Regions from separate parts of the Homo sapiens genome. Here region 1 is linked to region 2. Evidence: read pairs that join two places in POLR2A ChIA-PET (ENCODE). Cell type or tissue: PC-9. All regions are shown on one strand.

What was found. ChIA-PET counts read pairs that join two places held together with the same protein. Peaks named below come from ENCODE experiments on the same cell type or tissue, not always from the same donor. Only the 100,000 strongest peaks of a DNase experiment are listed, where the experiment ranks them.
Region 1: POLR2A ChIA-PET joins it to region 2 with 6 read pairs; 6 of 35 experiments call an interaction of 5 or more read pairs at or near these places.

Annotation. Positions count from the first base shown.
Region 1 is chr10:72,762,654-72,766,653 of GRCh38, reverse strand. The region is part of intron 1 of MCU (mitochondrial calcium uniporter); the gene reads right to left. It overlaps LOC124902450 (a long non-coding RNA gene), which reads right to left. Exons shown (of 2, transcript XR_007062189.1): 2 at 1-3,775. Among named protein-coding and RNA genes, the nearest start is that of MIR4676, 44 kb to the right of the region's middle. In PC-9, no CTCF peak of the experiment used is centred here; a DNase peak (open chromatin) is centred at 2,273; H3K27ac peaks cover 1,525 bases.
Region 2 is chr10:72,836,715-72,840,714 of GRCh38, reverse strand. All of the region lies in intron 2 of MCU (mitochondrial calcium uniporter), which reads right to left. Among named protein-coding and RNA genes, the nearest start is that of OIT3, 55 kb to the left of the region's middle. In PC-9, no CTCF peak of the experiment used is centred here; no DNase peak of the experiment used is centred here; H3K27ac peaks cover 386 bases.

The DNA of each region.
Region 1 (4,000 bases), 74 kb after region 2:
TGGGCTATGACTTTGAATGGTCAGTTTTAATACCCTCGCCACAAGATTCTGCAATCTCCTAAAGTACAGATGAGAAAGGAATTTTTTTTAGTTAAAGGTAAAATTGAAAAATATTCAAGGGTTCTAGTAGTCCAAGCAGCTCTAAGGTACAGATTTCTAATTCATGACTTCAATGATCTATGTGTAATGAATAAACATAGGTTGTCTTTTTCTTGCATATTTTGTACTTAGCAATATATAAAGGCCATTAAAAGAAAAGCTGATATCTGAACTGCAGAGACTGTGGCAAACCTTGACTTTTGCCATAAATTGCTAATGCTAATTAAGACACGTTGGGTTTAATCTGAGATTCAAGAAAATCTAGTCTTGTCATACTTATACTATAAAAAGAAAGACAAGAAAAAAGAGCCACACAAAAGGTACTTGAAATTTGCAACTTTCTCTTAACTTTATTCCAATTGATATGAATGTCAAGAAATGAAAAACAGTCAGTCATGGTGGCTCACGCCTGCAATCCCAGCACTGTGGAAGGCCATGGTGAGAGGACTGCTTGAGGCCAGGTGTTCAAGACTAGCCCGCAAAACAGTGAGACCCCCACATCTCTACAAAAAATTTAAAAATTAGCTGGGTGTGGTGGCACATGCCTGTAGTCCCAGCTACTCAAGAGGCTGAGTCAAGAAGATCAGTGGAGCCTAGGAGGTCAAGGCTGCAGTGAGTTATGATCTCGCCATTGCACTCCATGTCTTCCAGCCTGGGAGCAAGATTCTGACTCAAAAAAAAGAAAAAGAAAATAAAATAAAAGAAAATAGTCATCTGAATTGTTTTTATTCTGTCGAGTTTCTTTCTTTTTTTTTTTTTTTTTTTTTTGAGACAGCGTCTGGCTTTGTTACCCAGGCTAGAGTGTAGATCATAACTCACTGCAGCATCAACATATTGGGCTTAAGCAATCCTCCTGCCTCAGCCTCTGGAGTAGCTGGCACCAGAGATACGTGCCACCATGCCTGGCTATATTTCTTATTTTTTGTATAGATGGAGTCTTGCTATGTTATCCAGGCTAGTCTTGAACTCCTGGGCACAAGCTATCTTCCTGCCTTTGCCTTCCAAAATGCTGGGAATACAAGTGTGAGTCACCATGCCCAGACTTATTGCTTATTCTTCCTGGAGGTATTTGCCTTAATAATATCTATAATAGAAAGCCCTACAGATTATTAAAATAATAATCTTTGAAATATAAAACATGACCTAGGAAATAACAACTTTATAGAAGGAGGTAGCATAAAGAAGAACAAAAGGCTAATAAAACCTTTCCCTTCTACTCATTACCCTCTTCTATCATCTCCTCTTTTATAGTACTTCTTACGAAACCATTTATAGATTTTGCAACATTTTATGGGCAAAACTATTTTAATTAATACATTTCTAAACAATCAAATAGTTGTAAATTAACTGCACTATGCTATCAACAACTGAATTTATAGACCGAGGTTAAGGGCCAAAACACAAAAATCTTTTCATTAAAACTCTTGTTCTACATGCCCTAACTCTCTCTTTTTTTTTTTTTTTTTTTAAGAGATGGGGTTCACCATGTTGCCCAAGATGTTCTTGAACTCCTGGGCTCAAGCGATCTGCCCACCTCGGCCTCCCAAAGTGCTGAGATTACAGGCACAAGCCATTACTCCCGGCCCTCTAATATTTAATTCTTTATAAGGGCAAAAATCACATCAATATAAGTCGTATGTTTTCCTGTTCTATAAATATGTGGTCATTAATGAATCTATTTAGTGGCTTTCTCAAAGTATTTACAGTTAACTTGTGCTATAGAAATTCAGACCATTCCCTGATAAATCCTATTCTCTTAATATAGCCAAAAGTCATATACATCTACTCAGAACTTCATGGCAATTACATTTCTTAGTTACTCTGAGTAGACTGCAGCCCATATCTCAATTAGAAATATTAAAATTATAACCCCAAATCTGTTTAGGGGAATGTAATACTTTAAATCCAAATTGTAATTCTTCCCTACTGCATAGTCTTCCCAATGAAAAAGTATAATCACCATTTAAACATTTTATAGTTTTAGCAGTGTAATGTAAGAACTCTTAATTCATCTGGTAAACAACATATTTGGGCACATGTGCTCAAATGTTATGTTACCTTTTAGCTACTGGACCAACCACAGAATCATCTTTCAAAATAGCTAGAATTCCTAGGTATGCAATACATTAGAATGCTGCAAAACCACAAGGTTTTTTTAATACCAGGTCTACACACAAATTCCACTCCCAACCAGTAACTATGTCCCTGGAATGTTTCTGATATCTTCAAATAACAAGTTCCTTCTGCAGACAAGATTACACTGTCCATTAAATTGAATAATGGGCTATTTGGAAAGCCAGAAACTGGCTCAATCACCACAGCAAAATGAAGAAGAAAGTAAACTGGAATGGACTTGTACAATGCCTTAATTTCTTAAATCATTTAGTGGAACTGAAAGCCACAGGACAAGGAAAGACAAAACATGTGTCCAGTCAACATTATGTAAATGTGAAGGGGATGCTAAAGGAAATAAAGTCAGCTCCTAAGAAGGGAAAATATAACAGTTCAACCTAAACTGTTCTGCTTATTTACTGATGGTAAATGGCTACTTTTAGAGAAAAAAAATAGAAATTTAGGCTGACTTTAATCAAGGTTCATTCTTTGGTTGAGCACATGCGTGTGTGTGTGTGGAAGGGGAGTGTGAAGGGGAGAGTATTAATATTACCTTACACCTCTCATAGCTTTCTTTCTGTATTTTCCTATCTCTGATGGTATGACTCAGTCACCTAAGCCAAAAACTTAATCAGCTGAATTATATATAAAGATACCTGAACTATATAGTAAAAGCCTTTTCAGTCTCTTTACCGCCAGCCTATTCCCCCTCCAGACAGCTGAATATGATCTACCTAAAGTGAAATCTAATCAAGTCACTCGCCAGTTTCAAATCCTTCAATGTCATGCCACTGTCTACAGGATAAACTGAAGCTGTAAAGCACAGTATGCAAAGTCCCACCATAATCAAACCTTTCTCTCCATCCCTACTCATCCCCAAGCTACCATTTCATACTACATTTTTACTGATTTGTGATTCTTTAAAAAATAAAAATTAATGTTAAAACCCATTCTTTTTCACACCTCTATATATACTCATGTAGCTCCCCTTAGCTCAAATGCCTTTCCCTCACTCATTTGACACCCAGCCAGCAGCCACTCATACTCCCGCTTCACCCAGTTTGAGACCCAGCTGATCTGCTCCTCGAAGCTTTTCCTGGGCTCCTAAACTGGGTTAGGTGCCAGACTCTTTGATATTTCCTTAGTATGGTAGGTGAAATAAGGACCCCAAAATGTGTCCATGCCCTAATCCTCAAAATTAGTGAATATGTTACCTTACGTGGCAAAAGGAACTTTACAGATGTGGCTAAGGACTTTGATGTAAAAATGAAAAAGTTTGCACCCAGGATTATCCAGGTGGGCACAATCTAATCACAGTTATTTAATCAATTAAAATCAGAAAACCTGTTCCAGCTCCAGAGAACCAGAGAGATGGCAGCCTGAAAGGAACAGAAAACACTAGCTTTGAAGATGGAGAAAAAAATCATGAACCAAGGAAATGTGGGTAGTCTCCAGAAACCAGAAAAGGCAAGGAAACAGATTCTGCTCTCACAGGTCCAGAAAGGAACACATCCCTGAAGACACGTTGATTTTAGCCCAGTGGGACCTCTGTCAGATTTCTGACCTACAGAAATGCAAGATAATAAATTTGTTATTTTAATTTATTACTGCAGGAAAAAAAAAACACCTAATACACTGGGGAACAGTTTTATGACATTATACTATCACTATCTGTGCCTGCTTCCTGACTAAACCTTAACAATATCGAAGGCAGAAAATCTATCTTACTTAAAACTGCATTCCCAGTACCTAGCATAGTTCCTGTACGTAGAGGTGCTCAATAGTATTT
Region 2 (4,000 bases):
CTGCCACATTAAAATACTTAGGCTCTGTGTGCCCTATAATTTTTGGATTTTTGGTGATTAAGTAGCTTTAATGCTTCATTTCTTTTTTGTTGTCAAGTCTTTTTAAAGTTGGAATGAAAGATATATAGTGGTGGGGTATAGTGGTTGGGTATGTATGTGTCCTCAATACAATAATGACACAGAATTTCCAACTGTGTACAACAGTTACTAACATGACTTGACAAAAAAGTCATTAATAACATTTGTCCCCTTTCCCTCCAAACTATTTTTAAAACTCACAAGAAAAACTCTAGACTATATAAAGAACACTTACAACTCAATAATAAGAAGATAAATAGTCAAATGTTTTCAAAAGGTCCTTTGAATAGACACTTCACTAAATAAAATATCTGAATGGTTAATAAACACATGAAAAGATGTTCAATATCATTAATTATCAGTGAAATCCAAATTAAAACCACAATGAAGTAATATTACACATCCATTAGAGTGTCTATAATCAAGATTGATTGTACCAAAGTTGGGGAGGATGTAGGGAGACTGTCACACTGATGTACTGCTGGTGGGAATGTAAAGTGGTACAGTCACTTTGGAAAACAGTTTTCAGTTTTTTAAAAAATTAAGCATATACCTACAATATAACCCAACCATTCCATTCATAAGTATCTATCCAAGAAGAATGAAAACATGTCCATACAAAGACTTACAGGCAAATGCCAGCAGCAGCTTTTTTTTTTTTTTTTTTTTTTTTGAGACGGAGTCTCGCTTTGTCACCCAGGCTGGAGTGCAGTGGCGTGATCTCAGCTCACAGCAAGCTCCGCCTCCTGGGTTCACGCCATTCCCCAGCCTCAGCCTCCTGAGTAGTTGGGACTACAGGCTCCTGCCACCACACCCGGCTAATTTTTTTTTTTTTTTTTGTATTCTTAGTAGAGACAGGGTTTTACCGTGTTAGCCAGGACAGTCTCGATCTCCTGACCTCATGATCTGCCCGCCTCAGCCTCCCAAAGTGCTGGGATTACAGGTGTGAGCCACTGTGCCCGGCCACCAGCATTATTTTTAATAGTTCAAAATGGAAAACAATCCTAATGTCCCTCATTTGGTGAATGAATAAAGAAATGTGATATTTCCATATACCGGAATACTACCCAGCAATAAAAATAAAGACCTACGAATACACACTACAACATGGATAAGCCTTGAAAGCACTGTGCTGTGTAAAAGAAGCTAGATGCGAAAGACTACATATTGTATGAGTCCATTTATACGACATTTTTGGAAAAGGTTTAACTACAGAGACAGAGAGCAAATTAGTGGTTACCTGGGGTTGAGGGTGTGAGTGAAGATTAGAACTGGGGAACTTAAAAAAAAAAATTTGCTACCCTATCAACTGACAAACAAGCAAGCGGTCCAAAGATGGATTGTTGTGGCCAGCCACAGTGGCTCACCCCTGTAATCCCAGCACTTTGTGAGACTGAGGTGGGTGGATCACCTGAGGTCAGGAGTTCGAGACCAGCGTGGCCAACATGGTGAAACCCCCTCTCTACTAAAAATACAAAAATCAGTCGGGCGTGATGGTGCGTGCTTGTAATCCCAGCTGCTAGGGAGGCTGAGGCACGAGAATTGCTTGAACCCAGGAGGCAGAGGTTGCAGTGAGCCAAGACCGCACCACTGCACTCCAGCCTGGGTGATGGAGCGGGACTCCGTCTCAAAAAAAAAAAAAATAGATGATTTGTTGTGACAGATGTACAATGATGGGTAAATTTTATGGTATGTGAAATATAGCTCAGTAAAGCTTCTTTAAAAAGTAGCAGGACAGAAAACAAACAAAAAAAGCTGGAGCATGTATCTGGTTCCCAAAACCATGCACAGACCTTAGGTTTCGAATTTATATATTATCTATTACTTGGGTTGACTAAACAGATGATTGTTTATTAATTAAACAGGAATTTTCAGATACTTTCATTATTAAAATTATTTGCCCGCAAACAATTTTTGTAGGGAAATCTTGTATCTTTTGTTAAGTACAAGATAAACATAACAACTCTCTAGCAATTCTCTCTCACTCTTTTTTTTTGTGTGTGTGAGACAAGGTCTGACTCTGTCGTTCAGGAGGGAGCAGTGAGCAGTCAAAGCTCACTGTCGCCTTGACTTCCCACCTCATTGCAGCCTTGACCTCCTTGGGCTCAAGCAATCCTCCCACCTTAGCCTCCCAAGTAGCTGGGACAACAGGCACATGCCACCACGCCCAGCTAATTTTTGTATTTTTTAGTAGAGATGAGGTCTATGTTGCCCAGGCTGGTCTTGAACTCCTGAGCTCAAGAGATCCTCCTGCCTTGGCCTCCCAAAGTGCTGGGTTTACAGGCATGAGCCACCATGCCTGGCCCTAGCAATTCTTAATACAAGGCAAATTGAGTAGGATTACATTTCTGGATAAAAAAATAAAAGCAGCTAGATAAGGCTATTTTTCTTGTTCTTTCTCTAGTTCACCTTTCACACTTTCCCAATAGCTAGAGTGAAGATAGGTCCTGGTCTACACTATTAAAAAGTATTTGGCAGCCGGGCGCGGTGGCTCACACCTGTAATCCCAACACTTTGGTAGGCTGAGGCGGGTGGATCACAAGGTCAAGAGATCGAGACCATCCTGGCCAACACAGTGAAACCCCGTCTCTACTAAATATACAAAAAAAAAAATTAGCCAGGCGTGGTAGTGAGCGCCTGTAGTCCCAGCTACTCGGGAGGCTGAGGCAGGAGAATCACTTGAACCCGGGAGGCGGAAGTTGCAGTGAGCCGAGATTGCGCCACTGCACTCCAGCCTGGCGACAGAGTGAGACTCGGTCTCAAAAAAAAAAAAAAAAAAACCAGTATTGGGCATCTCCTTTCACTCTCAAAAGTGTTCTGAGTTGGATGATAAATTATACAAACTGTCTACAGCAGAATTATCCACATCCTTAACTTCCACTAACATGAAGGGAAACCCCTGGAGGCTTTAAAGACTTCAAGTAAGTATAAACCATATAACCATAAAAATTTTACTATCAGTCATTTTACAGTTGAGGATCTGGGGCACAGAGAAATTAAAATGAGAAGTCTAAGACCACGTGTTTTAGATTTGAGGTCTTTAGCACTACCACAACCACTCCTTACAGAATAAGTACTGTTTCTACATTTTTCTGTTGGAGGTGTTAACTATTACTATCTACATTTCACGAATGAGGAAACAGGCTTTGACTTATTACTTACCGGGGGTTATAAGGAGGTTAAGTGGTAGAACTGGGATATAAACCTAGGTCTGCTTGTCTCCAAAGCTTACACTCTAAACATTTAAGCAGATTGCCTCTCATGAAAGCAAACATGGGTGTGAGTATGAGTATGTGTTTGTTCCATGGTTTGGTCTAGGGGAATCTGTATCACTATAAAATTGTATGCAAAATTTCCTATGTTTATATAAATTCTTCTAGAGAAAGGGTCTAGAACTTTCAATAGATTCTCATAAGTATTTACGATACCAAAAAAAAAAAAATCTAGAACCTGTTAGATTGCTTTGTTAGAGAGGTAAGCATTTAAGATAATCTACATATTTTATTATCAGCTGTTACCGTCATAACCAGATTCGTCAACTAACATAATTAACAAGCAATTACTGAAAAGCAGTATATATAGGTATATTTACTAAGCATATAATACCATAATTATAGGATATGATATTTTAGACCTTATACTTCTAAAAACTGAGGGTCAAGCCCTCATTTAATACTGAAGATGACCAACAGTCACAACAAAGAGCAGGGAGTGATGGTAGAAATTTCTGTTACTGGTGACCAAACTCTACTTATTGGAGTAGCTGTGGATTAAGCAGTTTTCTCACATGCTATACTGACCTAAGGTGAAATTAACTTAGAAGTACAAAATTAGAAAGATATATAATAAGGACATCAAGCTACATTAAATCAAATAATTTTGTGCTTTTATTTCTTGATAACTAATATGAATTAGTTTTCTT